2 separate regions of the Homo sapiens genome follow, and region 1 is linked to region 2. A link is an interaction called in ENCODE POLR2A ChIA-PET data of the cell type or tissue named here. Cell type or tissue: GM12878. All regions are shown on one strand.

What was found. ChIA-PET counts read pairs that join two places held together with the same protein. Peaks named below come from ENCODE experiments on the same cell type or tissue, not always from the same donor. Only the 100,000 strongest peaks of a DNase experiment are listed, where the experiment ranks them.
Region 1: POLR2A ChIA-PET joins it to region 2 with 5 read pairs; 1 of 35 experiments calls an interaction of 5 or more read pairs at or near these places.

The regions. Positions count from the first base shown.
Region 1 is chr17:44,627,363-44,629,862 of GRCh38, forward strand. No RefSeq gene overlaps it. Among named protein-coding and RNA genes, the nearest start is that of LINC01180, 22 kb to the right of the region's middle. RefSeq lists a silencer at 1,103-1,222 and an enhancer at 1,333-1,492. In GM12878, no CTCF peak of the experiment used is centred here; a DNase peak (open chromatin) is centred at 1,259; H3K4me3 peaks cover 730 bases; H3K27ac peaks cover 662 bases.
Region 2 is chr17:44,245,628-44,248,127 of GRCh38, forward strand. No RefSeq gene overlaps it. Among named protein-coding and RNA genes, the nearest start is that of SLC4A1, 21 kb to the right of the region's middle. In GM12878, no CTCF peak of the experiment used is centred here; a DNase peak (open chromatin) is centred at 1,154; H3K27ac peaks cover 1,670 bases.

The sequences.
Region 1 (2,500 bases), 380 kb after region 2:
GGAGGCCTCGCAGGACTGTTCGCAAGGGAGATATGAACTCAGATGCCACACTCCACCTGCCCTGCCCAGGACACGAAACCCAGTACACAGAATTCCCTACAAGCTGTATCCCACTCGGGAGAGTTCCCCGGGAGGGCTAGACAGGAGGGCAGTGCTAACTGAGTGTGGGACACAGCCAGTGCCACCTGGGAGCCATGGCTGGGAGTCTCTCTCCAAGCCCTCCCCCACAATCCCTTCAGTCACCCCCCACCCACCCTTGCCAGCTCAGACACTCAGGCACACTCCCTCCGGTCACATCCCCCTTGAGGCCAGAGATAAGAATAAGCAACATGTCTCTTCCCACATCCCTTCCCTGCCCGCCCTCTGATTCTACCATCCAAAGCAGCTGCAGAGCCTGGAACACCCCAGGCCCCAGTCAGAGGAGGGAGCATGGGGAGATGGGAGCTTCCTGGGGGGGCCGTGGCTATGGGCTGTGCCCTCCCCTCCCACAGGGCTGAGGCTGGTGATTAGTTGGGTTAATTATATCCGAGCCATTTCCGATTGGCACAAGCCCACCCACCCACAGAGCCTGCCCAGAAGGCAGGCAGGCCGGGCCCAGGTCAGGATGCTGGGGCACCAGCTCCTCTAGGTGGATTCCTGACCCCTGTGCTGATGGCCAAACGGAGGCTGATTGTCCTCCCTGCTCCAGGACGGCCTCCTCTTCACTCACCAACTTTCTTACCCATCCCTCTGTTTTCTTTGTACCAACACAAGTCCCTCTCACTCCCCTCTCCTCCCCCCAGGTTTGGAATGAAATCATGGGGCCCTGAGTTCCGCAGTAGGCCCTGACATAAACACTTTGATTGGGGCTAATTATAAGGGCCAGGCTGAGAGGCTGGAGCCTTCGGAAAGCTTTGGCTTTCAAATAAAGGGCCCACGGCTCAGTCCCTAGCCCAGGCGGCTCTCTTCCAGGCTTCCTTATGAATGAGGGGTTCCAGAAAGAGGCAGTCCTCTAGAAACCCCGTGGTCTGTGGGCTCGCTCCATGTCCCACGCCTCATCTTGTCCCTTCTCGGTTGCTTTTGCCTTGGCCCTTCCAGGCCTCAGATCCCAGGGCCTTGCCGGATGGCTTGGCAGAGCCACCAGTCGGCCGTGGAAGACAAGGCAGCAGGGGAGGAGCTCTCAGGCTGGGAGGCAGGGGCAGCGGCAGGGGCAGGGTCAGGGGAGGCGCAGGGGAAGCCAGCTGTGACAGCCCAAGCCCTAATTAGTCGGCTTCAAAGCCGGCCGGAGAGAGAGCCCGCCTGCTTGTGTGCCCTGCTCACTCAGGCGAGTAAGACATTTCTGTCCCAATCAGAGGAGAGAGAGAAAGAAAAACACGGCCCACCGCCACCCCGAAGAGCCTTTAGACACTGGGCTGGTACCCCGAGTCAGGGAGAAAAACTGAGAACCCAGGAAATCATTCTCTTCTGTTGAAACTGATACGTAAGTGCTAGGAAGGGAAGTGTGTGGTGCCTTTAAATGATACAGAAAGGGGTAACGGAAGTGCTGGGTACAGGAGGGCGTAGTCCTTGGCTAGGGCTCCACCCCCACGGACCTAGGTGAGGACAGGCATTTTTGTTTTCCTGCCCAAATGTTGCGTTTCCCAAGTCCACCCTGTCCTGCCACGCCCCCATCCTGTGCCTATAAAAACCCGAGATCTACCCCCCCCAAGGAAAGCCAAGCCAAGCCGCTGGATGTTGAGGAGGAGCACGTCAGCGGAGGCACACACATTGGCTAGGCGTTGAGAGGAACGCACTGATAGGCACCGGCATGCTGGCAGGCCACTGATCAGGCAGAGCAACACAGAGTTTGGCTGAGGCAGTCAGAGGAGAGCGCGGGCCACCGAGCGGCCTGATTCCTAGGCGACAACCATTTACCTTCTGGCTGTCCCATATTCTGAGAGCGACTTCCACTCAATAAAACCTTGCACTCATACTCCAAGCCCACATGTGATCCGATTCTGGTACACCAAGGGAAGAACCCCGGGATACAGAAAGCCCTCTGTTCTCGGTCTCTGCGCCAAGGAAGAAGTCTAATTGAGCTGGTAAGACAAGCCACTTATCGACAGCAAAGCTGAAAGAGCACCCTGTAACACGCGCCCACTGGGGCGCCAGGAGCTGTAAGCATTCACTCTTAGACACTGCGGTAGGGCCGGAGCCCCACAGCCTGCCTGTCTGTATGTCTCCCCTAGAAGTTTGAGCAGCGGGGCACTGAAGAAGCGAGCCACACCCCTATCGTATGCCCTGCAAGGGGGACAAGGGAACTCTTCCCATTTCACTAGCACTTTGGGAGGCCATGACAGGAGGATCACTTGAGGTTAGGAGTTAGAGGCCAGCCTGGGCAACATGGTGAAACCCCATCGCTACAAAAAATACAGAAAAAATTAGCCGGCCATGGCACACGTCTGTAGTCTCAGCTACTCAGGAGGCTGAGGTGGGAGAACACCTGAGCTCAGGAAGTCCAGGCTGCAGTGAGCAGTGGTCA
Region 2 (2,500 bases):
CTGTATGTTTCTATGTGGCTGTCACCATGAGGAACACATCACTATGAATTTTTGCCTGCGAAAATGCAGCACTGGGCCGGGACTTCTGGATATATGATATCATTTTATCCTCTTAACAACATTGTGAGGTGAGTATCATTATCTCTATTTTACAGATGCCTTTAACCTCAGAGATCAGGCTATTCAGCCAACTCCTACTACTAATAAATCACAAAGCTGGCACTTTGGGAGGCCAAGGTGGGATGATTGCTTGAGGCCAGGAATTCAAAACCAGCCTAGGCAACATAATGAGACCTCATCTATACAAAACAAAATGAAAAAACAAATCACAAAGCTGGTATTCCAAACACCTTGGCCTCAAAGGCCCAGGGTCATGTGATGCCATTAAGTTGATCCAATAGCTTCCTCATAATTATTAAGGTCTGCCTAGTGGTCCATTCTATTGATGGAGGGTAATTTACTGTAATTTACTAACTGCTGTCCTATTTCTGAGTATTTGGGCTCTTTCTAGCTTTCTGCTCACATAGATAGTCCTCTAAATTATCTTCAGGCCCAGAGCTTTTTGAGTCTGTTGAATTACTTCCTTATCAGGGTGGGGTTCCTTTGTGTTCACACACAAATGTTGACCTCATTACAGTAGTTCATTCTCGTTGACATGGTTTTCACAAAAGAGTTGAATGGACAAGCAGGAGTTAAAACCCAGAGACTGGCCAGGTGCGGTGCCTCACGCCTGTAATCCCAGCACCGTGGGAGGCCCAGGCGGATGGATCACGTGAGGTCAGGAGTTCCGGACCAGCCTGGCCAACATGGTGAAACCCCGTCTCTAATAAAAGTACAAAAATTAACCACGGTGGTGGCTTGAGCCTGTAATCCCAGCTACTCGGGAGGCTGAGGCAGGAGAATCTCTTGAACCCAGGAGGTGGAGGTTGCAGTGAGCTGAGATCGTGCCGCTGCACTCCAGCCTGGGCCACAAGAGTGAAACACCGTCTCAAAAAAAAAAAAAAAAAAAAGAAAACTCCCCAAAAAACCCAGAGACTGTGTGTGTGTGTGTGTGTGTGTGTGTGTGTGTGTGTCTGTGTGTCTGTGTGTTGGGGGATGGGGGATCATGTGAGGTACAGGAAGTTGGGGTAGTGTGAGGCCTCCGGCCAGGCAGGAAGTCAGTCTGGGGGGATTCCTGTGTCCCCCACATTTCCCTAATGCCTTCCTGGCCCAAGCTGTTTGGGGTCTGAGGTGCAACAAGGGGAATTAGGCAGGCTGTGGTCCAGCCACTCTCTCTTTGCCCTGATACCCCGCCCCTACCCCAGGCCCCCTCTACTCCCTCAAGAAGGCCTCCGAATCTTCTCTAAGGGTGGGAGGAGTGGGATGGATGAGCAGAAACCTGAAGTCTGCACACCCTCGCTCTGCTCCCTGGCTCTCTGTTCTTAAGGCCCAGCTTCCCGTGCTGGACATCACCTGGGGATCTGGTTAAAATGCAGATTCTTATTTCTCAACTCTGGGGCAGGGCCTGAGCTCCTAGATTACTGGCAAGCTCCCTAGAAATGGCACTGCTGCTGGTCCCAGAGCCCCACTGTGTAGCAATGCCCTAGGGATTCTGGCCAGGGTCCCAGCCTCCCCTGCTGCCCAAGCTCCAGGTAGTGTTTCAGAATTGCAATTAAAAACATGGAGAGGGGCTTAACCCTTGGCAGGGGCAGGAAGTGGTCCCCCAAATTGAGGCAGCATTTATTCCCCTAAGTCCAGATATGATGAGCTGGAAAAGGATGGAAAGGATCCTTTTCCAGGCGATGGAAAGGATCTACCAGGAAGAATTAGCCCAGTAGAAAACGGAGACCCAGAGAGGGGACTGGCTTTTCCCAGGTTGCACAGCCAGCCTGTGGAAGAGGCCTGGGGATGCCGGTGGCCTGAGCTCTCTTCAGGCTTGTCTCATAGCCTGACTTCTGGGTACATGGACGTGGGGAATGGAGGGTCTGGCAAGCCCTGGGGACAGGGCCAGGGCTGTGGGGATCTGCAGCTGCTGTGTGTGGGAGGTGGACGCTGGGACGGCTCTCCCCTGGCAGAGTTAGCTCTCTGACCCTTTGGCAGCTGCCCTGGCTAGCCTGGGAGGGGTCAGCTGGGGATAGGCAGTAAATATAGATCTAGGGCAGGAAGCCAGGCGGCCCAGCCCTGCACTGACCTCTCGTTGGAAGTCTAGGGAGGGCAGATGTCCAGTCCTGGAACCCTCCTCTCCCGGGGTGGGGGACACCTAGCCCAGCAACACCCTAGAATTGCTGGAAGTGGTTGGGGGTAGGGGACAGAGCCTCCAAAGGGGACCAGGATGAGGGTAAGCAGAAAGCTGGCCAGGAGACGCTGTGCCTGTGTGGCCATGTGCCCTCTCTGGGCCTCTGTTTTCTTCTCTGGTCATCTCTGTCAAAGGTGCTGTCCAGCTTCCCGGTAAGGGGTCCACTGATCTAAAGGGAATTGGGGGCTCACAAGTATAAGGAGCAGGGGGCAAGGTCCCCTTACA